2 separate regions of the Homo sapiens genome follow, and region 1 is linked to region 2. The links are chromatin loops, found by intact Hi-C in ENCODE. Cell type or tissue: IMR-90. All regions are shown on one strand. Links, peaks and the distances in the headings refer to the core of each region. The heading gives the core; the rest is flanking DNA.

Evidence for each region. A loop is a pair of places that touch in the nucleus more often than their neighbours do. Peaks named below come from ENCODE experiments on the same cell type or tissue, not always from the same donor. Only the 100,000 strongest peaks of a DNase experiment are listed, where the experiment ranks them.
Region 1: a loop joins it to region 2, with 2.3 times the contacts of the local background. A loop is called at or near these places in 2 of 110 quality-filtered maps.

What each region holds. Positions count from the first base shown.
Region 1 is chr17:30,527,983-30,534,639 of GRCh38, reverse strand. It overlaps the pseudogene ALOX12P1. Among named protein-coding and RNA genes, the nearest start is that of GOSR1, 54 kb to the right of the region's middle. In IMR-90, for the core only: no CTCF peak of the experiment used is centred there; a DNase peak (open chromatin) is centred at 3,789.
Region 2 is chr17:30,583,171-30,589,827 of GRCh38, reverse strand. LOC124903978 (a long non-coding RNA gene) reads left to right here. Exons shown (of 2, transcript XR_007065708.1): 2 at 543-892. It also overlaps the pseudogene SMURF2P1-LRRC37BP1. Among named protein-coding and RNA genes, the nearest start is that of GOSR1, 110 kb to the right of the region's middle. In IMR-90, for the core only: no CTCF peak of the experiment used is centred there; a DNase peak (open chromatin) is centred at 2,807.

The sequences.
Region 1 (6,657 bases), core at 1,087-6,086, 56 kb after region 2:
TTTCCTCCCCGCTGCTGCCTTGACAGACTGGTCTGCTGCTGCCCTGACACTCACGCTCGCGCTCTCCGACTTCCTTGTGCGTAATGCCCCAGAGTCAGACTGACCTGGATTTGAGTCCATGTTCACCTCTAATTTCGATACTTGGCGATATAATAAACTCTCCCAGTGTCAATCTCCTTATCTGTCAGTGGGAGGTGATAACCAGGTCTCTTATTTCAGGCACTGTCGTTATGTTTATGTCCGTGATGTACAGAGAGCATTTTTAGCACAGTGCCTTGGGTACACAAGTCCTCAAATAGCAGCTGTTATCATTACCTCTATTATTTCCACCTTGAGTACAGCTGCCCTTTAAGAATCAGCCCCTTAACGTTTGATTTTTTATATACCTCCTCCATCATTCACATCCTTATAGCTTAAACTAGCCTCTGCTTATTTTCAAAGCTGTTCCTCCAATCTCTGATCATCTTACTCTTATTGTTTATATTGAAGTGGTGTTGAGTACGGTGGCTTCAGTCAGAATTCATGGAGCAAAGCCAAGCTATTCTCATCAAATCTTCCCTGGCCCCCAGTTAGATACTATTAGGTTTCCTCTTTCCTGCTTTTCTTTGACTCTTAAAAAAGGGGTCCCTGATTCTCGCATTCATTTTTTTATTCTTAACCTATTTGGGGCCAAACATGGTGGCTCACACCTATAATCCCAGTTCTTTGGGAGGCCAGGGCAGAGGATCACTTGAGGCCAGAAGTTCGAGACCAGCCTAGGCAACACAGCAAGCCTCTGTCCCTAATTAAAGTTAAAAATTAGCCAGGTACACAGGTGTAGTGGTGTATGTCTAGACTAAGCTACTCAGGAGACTGAGGCAGGAGGATCTCTTGAGCCCAGGAAGCTGAAGCTGCAGTGAGCTGTGATTGTGCCACTGCACTCCAGCCTACGTGACAGAGCAATACCCTGTCTCTAAAAAAACAAAAAAAGAACTATTTTGTTTTCATTTTCAACTGGTTCATATGCAGGATTTATGCCATTGGTATCTATCTAAGGTCTTTAATGCCGGACACACGGGACCGGCCCAAAGAATACTCTTGAGGCAAAGATATCAAAGCAGCTCACGTTGGCTTGAACCTGGAAAACTCCATGGAAAGATGGTGAATGTCATAGAAAACCCAAAGTCCAGATGAAGTGGGTAGATACCCAGGATAAGCAACTAATAACAACAACATGGAGTGAGTTGGCTGAAGGTAAAAAAAAGAATAAAAAATAATAACAACATACCCAAGGATAAACAACTAACAATAATAACATATTGCTACATAGTAATAGGAAAGACTCACCTATCGCTCCTATTTATCCTGAGTCACACTGCCTGTCCTGTCGTTTAATCCCTTAACAACCTCACAATGGAAATTCTGTTATCTCCATTCAGAGATGAGGACCCTGAAACACACACCTGTTAAGTACTGAGGACTCAGACTCCAACAGTCTGAGTCCAGAGCCTGCACAGGTCACTTTTATGATATTTGTGGGCTTAGCCCTCCTCTGTGTCTTGACAACAACTCAGCTGTTTGCCATAGGAGGAAGTGGTTATGCGAGGGAGATGAGTGAACAGAGGGCTGAACTAGTGAAGGGGGATTCTGAGATGTGAGAGTGGGCTTAACCTATTCAACCTGGGCACCAGGTGGTGAGGCAAAGGCAGCATGAACGCAATCAAGTCTAAGATTCCATAAAGTATATTAATGCCTACCTTATCTATGTTCTCTCAGACCCAGAGGGACCACAACTAGTAATAGCCAGATTTGGGGGTGGAGGTGGTGACCAGCAGCAGAAACACAATCCAGCTGTCCTGCCTGCCAGGCGCTCACTTGCATATCTTGCCAACTCTTCGAACTCCATGCATCTAAAACAGAACACCTCATCTTTGTCCCCGAAACTGCCTCCTTCTCCTGACTTTACTGTTTCTGACCACTGCTCTGGTTCATAAGCTTATATCATTTTGCTCCCTTTTTCTATATATAAAATGTCATAAAGATTTTGAAAACATGTTTAAGCAAGCACAAGTTTTACTTTGCTGCTTTCTGCCTCGCAATAGATAGTAGACTCACTGTTTTGTAAAATGTTAGTATTTCTAGGGAAGTACAACATGCCCCCCGTAGGCTCCTAGGTGTTGAGGAAGCTTACATCTCCATTCCATCTTGGACACAGGCATGCTGCAGCTACTCTTCCCCCATCACCACGTATTTGATTTTTCTCTTCCATCCTCCTGTCACTGCCATGCTAATGTCTTTATCTACCTCTCTCCTTAGTCAGGTATGAGAAACCCGCTGGGCTGCTCGCCTTGCCCTTTGGTCTTCTACCTAAAGACTCCCCACTTGTGGTGGAACATTCTCCATAGATACTATAGTGATTACAGCTATTTCTCTTCATCTCAAACTCTGTTTCTAGATTGTGGTAGTCTGTTTTGCATTGCTATGAGGGATTATCTGAGACGGGAAAATTTACTAAGAAAAGAGGTTTAAGTGGCTCATGGTTCTGCAGACTGTACAGGAAGCATGTTGGCATCGCTTAGCTTCTAGTGAGGCTTCAGGAAGCTTTCAATCATGGTGGAGGGTGAAGGGGGAGCAGAGCAGGCACGTCACATGGAGAGAGGGAGCAGGAGAGCAAGAGCAAGAGCAAGATCTCTTTTAAACAACCAGATCTCGTGTGAATTCAGAGTGAGAACTCACTCATTATCAGGAGGACAGCATGAAGCCATGACCCAAACACCTTCCACCAGGCCCTGCGTCCAACACTGGGGATTACACTTCAACATGAGAAGTGGAGGGAAAACATCCAAACCATATCACAGATACTGTTTTGTTTTTTTCTCATATGTACTGCCTGTCTTTCATGATAAATGATAAATCTCCCAATGCAGATGCAACACTTTTGCTTAATATATTTGTATTCCTACTCTACTCAAGACCCACTACTAGAGAATTTCAGAGAACCACCCTACAGTATGTACTGGATAAATGCTAAGTGACTTGACTTAATGGGATAGATGGGATCTCTTTAGTATTTCTAACAACTGCCTGTGAGTCTATAATTAGCTTACATTAAATTAATTTAGACATTAAAAGTACAATCACAAGGCTGAAGGCCCTGGCTCAATTATCCATCTCCTCTCGCCTCCATTTACAAATTGCCATGAAGATTCTCTGCTGTAATATCATATGGATGTTTGTGAAATTTCAAGCAGCTCTGTTTACATGTTGTCCCAGGTGCCTCAGATTTCTTTAAAACTAGGCAGCTGTTGGGTTGTTGCTTTGGGACACGGAGAGTGGTGGAGCTTGTACCTTGAAGACAGGGCGCAAACGTGGGAGGCACATTATGGTGACAATAGCAATGACTTCAGCTACGAGATGAGTGTTCAGCAAATAGTATCGGAGCTTGTGCAGTTGGAATCGGAGTTTCAGATCCAGGATTTAGCCAGGAGCCAGGCAAGCAAAGGATTTGAGGGCAGGAACAGTATTGGGGTGGGAGAGCTGAAGCTGGGAGGGTGAAGCCAGAAGGAGGAAGAATTAAGCATTTATTCACCTCTCCCCATATGGATGATGCTATGCTGAGTGTTCCGGGGGGAACATATGGCTAATGTAAGATTATTGCCTTCCAGGTAGTATGAAGAATGAAGACCCCTCCACCCTGCCTCTCACTATCTGTGGTGCCCTGTGAATACAATGATAGGTTAAGTGCAGGAGAGAATGGTAGAAGGAAGCCAAGTAAGGCTAACAGTGCTTTGGGAGAAATGTCATGAGGGTCTGAGTCAGGATAGTGGAATGAGAAGGAGAAGCTGGATGTATGAGATAACTGACAATCCCTGTCCACTCACTGTGTGAACAATAGGAGTGAAAAAAAAATCATTAAAACCAAAAGGAGAAAACATGTTTAAGAAAGAGGGAATGTTCAATAGATTCAAAGGTCACAAAGAGGTTGAGTAGCCTCAGGATGAGAACCAAGAGATGCCGTTATGACTCTCAGAAGGTAGTTCCAGGTGAGGAAGGACAAGACAGCAAGCAGTCACTGGGTGGCTGAACACAAGGACTGGACCTGCTGAGTGGGGGTAGCTTTGGGAGCCAAAAGGCAGGAGGCTGGGTCCCTGGGAGCAGAGGTTAAAATGAACAGAGCACAGTGTAGGCAGGGAGGTCCAGGGCCCTCACCTGGATGACCATGGGTAGCAGCTTCCCAGGAGGCTCCATCTTCAGCATGACGAGGGCTGCAGCCTGGTACTGCTTCCCTCTTTGGATCACATTGGCTGGAATTCCATCCAGCGGGATGAAGTCAGCCTGAAACAGGGATCTGTTCTGTGGAAAGGAAGAGTGCGTGGATGGTTAGAGTTCAAAGACTACACCTGGAGGGACAGGGCAAAGGGCAAGTCACTTACATTCAACCTAGCTTCTTGCCATCATCCTCCATCAGTACCAGTGTCCTAGTGGCAGAGCTGAAGGAAGCATCCAGAGCATCAGGTCCAAGTCCTCTCATTTCACGGTGAGGAAAGAGGCCCAATGAGGGGAGTCTTCTCCAGGGACATGCAGCTTTTTTGTGATGAAGGTAGTTTTAGGACCAGTCCTGTCCAATCCATGCATACTAAGCTCTCTTCTTGCCCAAGTGTCCAGGCCTCTTTCTCCTTTACATCCCATTGTCTGCTACCCAGTATGATTGTAACCAGCCTTGTGTTTTTTTCCTTACATATTTTATCATCTCTAGATTTCTCCAGCACAGGACCCTGTACCAAGGTGCAGTGGGTTACTGCAGCCTCCTTTCCTCTGACTCCTATTTGGTCTCTTCCCTTCCCACCTCTCCTTGCCACAGTCAAGGAGAGAACATGAAGGGTTGGAGGAGACACCTGGGGTTCTTTCTCCAAGTATACCTGAAGCTCCTCCATCCCAGAGGCCAGCACCAGCCTGGAGGGCAGACAGGTGGAGCAGTACTGAAACATTAACAGGATTGAAATAAGTGGAGGGAAATATCATGATATGAACCGAAGGAGTCAATACTGTAACGATGTTCATTCTCCTCCAATTGATCTATATATTTAGTATAATACCAATCAAAATCCAGCACGTTTTTCTTGGAAGCTGACAAAGTGATTCTGTAATTTATATAAAAATGCAAAAGACCAAGAATAGCCAAGACAACCTTGAGGAAACAGAACAAATGGGCAGGACCTGTACTACCAGATATCAGGACTTATTGTAAAATTACAGTAATTCAGATAGAGTGGTATTTTCTCAAGGGTAGAAAAACAGACCAATGGAAAAGAATGAAACATCCAGAAAAAGACTCCCACCTAGACAATTGCTTCACTCATGACAAAGCTGGTGCTCCAGTGCAGTGAAGGAAGGATGACCTTGTCAAATGGTGCTGGATCAATTGCATATCCATATGGAAAAATGAATCTTGACCCCTGCCTCAAATCATACATAGTAATTAGTTGCACAATATTTATAGTTCTAAATTGAAAAGCAAAATAATACAGCTTTTAGAAAAAAAAAAAAAGGAGAATATCTTCATGGCATTGGAGGTAGGCAAAGATTCCTTAACAGGATACAAAAACACTAACCACAAAGGAAAAAAATTGATAAATTGAATTACATTAAAATTAAGAACTTCATCAAAACCACCATTAAGAAAGGAGAACAAGGCCAGGCATGGTGGCTCATGCCTGTAATTCCAGCACTTTGGAAAGCCGAGGTGGGCGGGACCAGCCTGACCAACATGGTGAAATACATGAAAATTATTTCACCAACGTGGTGAAATACCAAAAATACAAAAATTAGCCAGGTGTGGTGGCCCGCACCTGTAATTCCAGCTACTTGGGAGGCTGAGGCATGAGAATCGCTTGAACCCAGGAGATGGAGGTTGCAGTGAGCTGAGATCACACCACTGCACTCCAGCCTGGGTGACAGAGCAAGACTCCATCTCAAAAAAAAAGAAAAAGAAAAAAGAAAGTATGGCTGGGTGCAGTGGCTCACACTTGTAATCCTAACACTTTAGGAGGCCGAGGTGGGTGGAGGAGTTCGAGACCAGCCTGAACAACATGGTGAAACCCCATCTCTACTAAAAATACACAAAAATTAGCTGGGCATGGTGGCACATGACTGTAACCCCAGCTACTGGGGAGGCTGAAGCAGGAAAATTGCTTGAATCTGGGAGGTGGAGGTTGCAGGGAGGCAGAGGTTGCAGTGAGCCGAGATCACACCACTGCACTCCAGCCTGGATGATAGAGTGAGACTCCGTCTCAAAAAAAAAAAAAGAGGAAAGAAAATAAACGACAAGTCACAGAATGGGAAGGTATATTTGCAACATATTTATTCAACAAAGGAAAAATTAACTGGAAAAAAACAGTCGGATTAATCAATATGCAAACATCTGAAGGGATATTACATAAAGAAAGATATCCTAACAGCTAGCAAGCATGTAAAAATGCCCAACCTCGTTAGCTATCAGGGAAATGCAAATTCTGACTGGCATCATTAAGTGTTGCTGAAGATGTGAAGGAAATGGAATATTCACACATTACTGGTAGGCACGGGCATTGGCACAATTGCTTTGGAAAAATGTCTGACAACATATCTTAAAACTGAGTATGTGCATCACCTATAATCCAACAATCTTATTCCTAGGTA
Region 2 (6,657 bases), core at 647-5,646:
TTGTAATCCCAACACTTTGGGAGGCCAACCTGGGCAGCATAGTGAGATCTTGTCTTTACTAAAAATAAAAATGAAAAATTAGCCAGTGTGGTGGTATGCACCTGTAGTCCCAGCTACTCAAGAGGCTGAGGTGGGCAGATCACTGGAGCCCAGGAGGTTGAGGCTGCAGTGAGCTGTGATTGTGACATTGCACTCCAGCCTGAGCAACAGAGGGTGATCCTGTCTCTAAGTAAGTAAATAAAGTATATGGGGGGATGTGTGTTAGTTATGTGCAAATACTGCACCATTATATGTAAGGGATTGAGCATCCAGATTCTGGTATGCTGTGGAAGCAGTATCCTAGAACCAGTCCCCCGCAAGGTAGCAAGGATGACTGAACTGTGGAAGAATCAAAGCACTGTTAAACAGCATATAATTCCTGTCTTCAAAAAAGTTATCTCTTCGGGTAGATGAGACTTATAATGAATAAAAGGAATGAATACAGATTTGGAGCTAATGGTTGTTGTGATGCAGAATCTTAATTGCGTTTTCTTCCAAAACAGATTCATTCTCATAGAAGGGCATCAGAGGAAGATAAAGAAGGATCCTCAATGTCAGACATCTGAGCCCAAGCTAAGCCATCATAATCCCTGTGACGTGCACATATACATGCCCCACTCCAACTAATCAATCGACCTTGTGACATTCCTCCCCTGGACAATGAATCTCATGATCTCCCAACCCTGCACCTTGTGACCCCTCCCCTGCCCACAAGAGATAACCACCTTTAAGTGTAATTTTCCACTACCTACCCAAATCCTATAAAGCTGCCCCACCCCTATCTCCCTTTGCTGACTCTTTGTGGACTCAGCCCACTTGCACCCAAGTGAAATAAACAGCCTTGTTGCTCTCACAAAGCCTGTTGGTAGACTCTCTTCACGTGGACGCACATAACAGTTGGGAGTTGGAGACCAGCCTGACCAACGCGGTGAAACCCTGTCTCTACTAAAAATTCAAAATTAGCTGGGCGTGGTAGTGCAGGCCTGTCATCCCAGCTACTTGGGAGGCTGAGGCAGGAGAATTGCTTGAACCCAGGAGGCAGAGGTTGCAGTGAGCTGAGATCGCACCATTGCACTCCAGCCTGGGCAACAGAGCAAAACCTTGTCTCAAAAAAAAAAAAAAAAAAAAAAGAAAGAAATTGGTAATCAAGATATCCTCCACAACCCTCAAATTCTCTGGTCCTGATAATTCCATAGGTAAGTTTCACCAAACTTGGAAGGAATAAAACCTCATGTCTTGTGCAAGTTGTTCCAGAAAATAAAAATAGAAAGTTACCCAAATCATTCTGTGGAGCAGGTATAAATGATTCTAAAGTCATATAAAACAGTAAAAGAAAATAAAATTAGGCTCATTTTACTTATCAACAAAGATGGTAAAATTCTAAATAAAATGTTAGTAAATCAAATAGAAAAGAGGACAAAAGTCAGGCCCATCAAAATAATTTGACATTAGAAAATTAATCAATATAAAAGCAAAACATACAGTTATCTCAGTAAATGCAGAAAAGGCATTTGGCAAAGGTAAACAGCTATTTATGGTTAAAAAAAACTATCAGAAAGTTAGGAACAGAATACCCTTAACTTGACATCTACTAAAAACCTACAGAAAGACATTATGGTTAGCTGAGAAATTTCAGACTCATTTTGCTTTGAATTGGGGAAAAAAGGCAAAGATAGCCATTGTCAAAGCTACATTTAATTGTAGTATTGGAAGTCTTTGCCATCATTATAAGGCAAGAAAAATAAATTAGAGTTATAAGGTTTATTAGGGAAGCAAAAAATTTATGAATCAGAAAGTTCACCAACATTGCTGTGTAAATGATCACTTAAAAAATTAATAGCCAGGCATGGTGGCTCATGCCTGTAATCCCAGCACTTTGGGAGGCTGAGGTGGGCAGATCACAAGGTCCAGAGATCGAGACCATCCTGGCCAACATGGTGAAACCCCGTCTCTACTAAAAATACAAAAATTAGCTGGGCGTGGTGGCACATGCCTGTAGTCCCAACTACTTGGGAGGCTGAGGCAGGAGAAGCGCTTGAACCTGGGAGGCAGAGGTTGCAATGAGCTGAGATTGTGCCACTGCACTCCAGCCTGGGCAACAGAGCGAGACTCCATCTAAAAAAAAACAAAAAAAATTAATAGTCAGGGGTCTCTAGAGAAACAGTCACTAGGGTGCATTCATTCATTCATTCATAAGGAATAAAAAAGGATTATTAGAAGGAATTGGCTTATGCAATTATGGAGGCTGGCAAATCCAAATCAGCCCAAGTCTGAATCAATGTCTCAGTTTAAGTGTGAAGTCAGGAAGCTACTGTAGAACCAGGAAGAGCCAATGACTCATTTCAAAGGCCAAGGCCATCAGGCAGGAGAATTCTCCTACTTGGGGGATGGTGAGCCTTTTGTTCTGATCAGGCCTTCAACTTATTGGATGAGGCCCACCCACATTATGGAGGGCAATCTGCTTGACTCAGTTTACCAATTTAAATGTTACGCTCACCCAAAAACACCCTCACAGAAACACCCAGAATAATGTGTGACCAAATACCTGGGCACCCCATGGCCCAGTCAAATTGACACATAAATCTAACCAATACAATGTTCCTCCTCACTAAGGTAAAATATTAAAAACTATCCCCAGTGAATCATGCCTCTCCGGATCCACCCCTTTGCAATGTGCCTTTGCTCTCCTGCCCACCACCAGGCCCTCAAACATGTGAATGAAGCCATCTTGAAGCCTCTAAGACAGTCCAGTCACCCCACTGATGTCATGTGAAGCACTTTCTGCAGAGAGCTGCCTGAAACTCTGACCCCCCAGAATCATGAGTAATAACATGGTTGTGGTTTTTTTTTTGAGATGGAGTCTTGCTCTGTCTGTAGCCCAGGCTGGAGTGTAGTGGCCTAATCTTGGCTCACTGCAACCTTCACCTTCGTTCAAGCGATTCTCCTGCCTCAGCCTCCCGAGCAGCTGGGATTACAGGTGCCCACCACCACGCCTGGCTCATTTTTTTGTATTTTTAGTAGAGATGGGATTTCACCATGTTGGCCAGGGTGTTCTCGAACTCCTGACCTCAGGTGATCTGCCCACCTTGGCCTCCCAAAGTGCTGGGATTACAGCTGTGAGCCACTGTGCCTGGCCTGGTTGTGTTTATTCACTGAGTTTAGGGAGTGGTTTATTATGCAGCCATACATAAATGATGTAACTGATACTACTGATTCAATAAGTAATGAGAAAATGTGAATTAAGATATGACACAATAGCACCAGAAATTATTGTGTATCCTGGAATTAACCTAACACAAATGCACAAAATCTTTATGAGGAAAAATATAAAACTCTTTCAAAGGATGCTTTAAAAGACTCAGATAAAAGACATGCCTTTTTTTTTTTTTGAGACGGGGTCTCACTCCATCTCCCAAGCTGGAATACAAGTGGCGTGATCTCTGCTCACTGCAACCTCTGCCCCCAGGCTTAAGAGATCCTCCCACCTCAGGCTCCCAAGTAGCAGGGACCACAGGTGTACACGACCACACAAGGCTAATTTTTTTGTACTTTTGGCAGTGATGGGGTTTTGCCATGTTGCCCAGGCTGGTCTTGAACCTCCTGGGCTCAAGTGATCTGCCCACCTCGGCCTTCCAAAGTGCTGGGATTACGAGCCTGCGCAACAGCCTGGGTGACACAGTGAGATTCCATCTCCAAAAAAAAAAAAAAAAAAAAAAAAAAAAAAATTAGCTGGGCGTGGTGGCCTGTGCCTGTAGTTCCAGCTACTCGGGACGCTTAGGCAGGAGAATCGCTTGAACCCAGGCGGCACAGCTTGCAGTGAGCTAAGATCGCACCACTGCACTCCAGCCTGGGCGACAGAGCAAGACTACGTCTCAAAAAAAAGAAAAAAAAACCCCTGATAATAAAGAAGCCAAATGTTCAACTCTCAAAGATGGGAGACCTCAAAGAAATAATTAATAAAGGCAGAAGTGAAAGGGAAGATGTTTGACCTGGTCAATAAAGCAGTTTTTTTTTGGTCTTTTTTGAGATGGAGTCTTGCTCTGTCGCCCAGGCTGGAGTGCAGTGATGCGATCTCGGCTCACTGCAACCTCTGCCTCCCGGGTTCAAGCGATTCGCCTGCCTCAGCCTCCTGAGTAGCTGGTACTACAGGTGCGTGCCACCAGGCCCAGCTAATTTTTGTACTTTTATTAGAGACAGGGTTTCACCATATTGGTCAGGCTGGTCTCAAACTCCTGATCTCAGGTGATCCGCCCACCTTGGCCTCCCAAAGTGCTGGGATTACAGGAAGGCACCACCGCGCCTGGCCTAAAGCAAAATATTGGTTCTGTGCAAAAGGTCAATAAAAAGAGCAAAAGTTTACAAGCTGGAGCCTGCACCCATTCAGCTCAGTGTGTCTGGAGAAAAAACAATCTCGCTTCAAAATTCATGATCACGCAGCCCTTTTTGCTTCCTAAGAATCCTACTATGTTGCTGTTGACCATTCTCCTTCTTTCTCTCTGTCTTGCTTTCTCTCCAGAAAAGCTATTCAGACTCTCTCCTCTTTCCTCAAACCTCCAACACTTTCTCCTTCATCCTTAGCCTCAGCTGCTGACCTCACTTCTGATCACTGAGAAACCAGGAGAAGCATTTAAGAGTGAACTTCCACCTCCCCACACAGGCAAAACCACCCACCTCCCTATGTTTGTGTCCCAATTCTGTGTCCTCTCCTCTCACCATGGATGGACGGTCCAGGCTCCGAGCCAAAGCCAGGCCTCCCCTGGAGCTCTGGATCCACCACCTGCAGCTTCTCAGGCAGGGCCCCAGCAGCTCCCCTGCTCCCTTGCACCAGCAGTCCCTCCCCTCACTGGGTCACTCCCAACAACAGATAAATTTAGTGACGTTTCTCCCGTGTGGTAAAGTCACTTAGCCTCACTCCTCCCCCAACTACTATCCTATTTGTTTCTTTCCATTCTCTACAAAACTTTTCAAAGCGTTGTGTCTATGTGCTGACTCCATTTGTCTTCTCCCGTTCTCTGCTGAGTCCTTCCCACAGACTCTCACCCCAGTCACTCCACGAAATGACCTCTGCACTGCCACATCCAATGGTCAATGTTCATTTCTTAATTTTATTCAGTCTTTCAGCAGCATTTGACCTGGCCGATCACTCCCTCTTCTTAAAAATACTTTTCTCAGCCAGGCGTGGTGGCTCACACCTGTAATCCCAACACTTTGGGAGGCCAAGGCAGGAGGATCATGAGAGCCCAGGAGTTCAAGATCAGCCTGGGCAACATGACAAGACCCTATCTCTACAAAAACTAAAAAGTAGCCAGTGTGATGGCATGCACCTGTAGTCCCATCTACTCAGGAGGCTGAGGCAGTAGGATCACTTGAGCCTGGGAAATCAAGGCTGCAGTGAGCCATGATTGTACCACTGCACTCCAGCCTGAGTGACAGCGAGACCCTGTCTCAAAAAGACAAAATAGAAAACTTTTCTCAGCACATTCCTCTGATTCTCCCGCTGCTTCTGGCGGCACAGGTTCAGTCTCCTTTGCCGGTTCTTCCTCATCCTCCTGATCTCTTGACCTTGAAGTGCCCCAGAGTACAGTCTTTTTTTTTTTGAGACGCAGTCTTGTCTGTCACCCAAGCTGGAGTGCAATGGCGAGGTCTCAGCTCATGCAACCTCCGCCTCCTGGGTTCAAGCGATTCTCCTGCCTCAGCCTCCCAAGTAGCCGGGACTACAGGCACACGCCACCATGCCCAGCAAATTGTTGTATTTTTTAGTAGAGACAGGGTTTTACTATATTGGCCACGCTGGTCTCAAACTCCTGACCTCGTGAACCACCCACCTTGGCCTCCCAAAGTGCTGGGATTACAGGCATGAGCCACCACGCCCGGCCCAGAGTACAGTCTTTAGATGGCCTTTCTACCTATACTTGCTCCCCTCATAAACTCCTACTGCCTCGTGGCTTTAAATACCACCTGTAGACTGATGACTCCCATATTTCTTTGTTTTTTGGAGACGGAGTCTCACTCAGTCCCCCAGGCTGGAGTGCAGTGGCACGATCTCCTCAACTCACTGCAAGCTCCACCTCCCGGGTTCACACCATTCTCCTGCCTCAGCCTCTCAAGTAGCTGGGACTACAGGCACCCACCACCACGCCTGGCTAATTTTTTTGTATTTTTAGTAGAGATGGGGTTTCACCATGTTAGCCAGGATGGTCTCGATCTCCTGACCTCTTGATCCGCCCATCTCGGCCTGCCAAAGTGCTGGGATTGTAGGTGTGAGCCACCGCACCCAGCCGATGACTCCCATATTTCTATCTCTTGCTGGGTGGGAGTTCTCCTCAGAACTCCATACTCATAAATCCAACTCTCATAAATAGCATCTCAAATGGGCAATATGCTCAAAAGTCAATTCCTACTTTTCTCCCTAAACTTGCTTTCCTGCAGTCTCCACCATCTTAATGTCCAATCTAACCTGGAGGCAAAAACTTTGAAGTCATTCTTGACTCTTCTCTATTACACACCCTATCCAATCTTTCTGCAGATCCAGTCAACCCCCAAATCCAGTTAGCTCTCATCATCTCCCCTGTTACCCCCCTGGTCCAGGCCATCTTCCTCTCTCACCTGAATCACTGC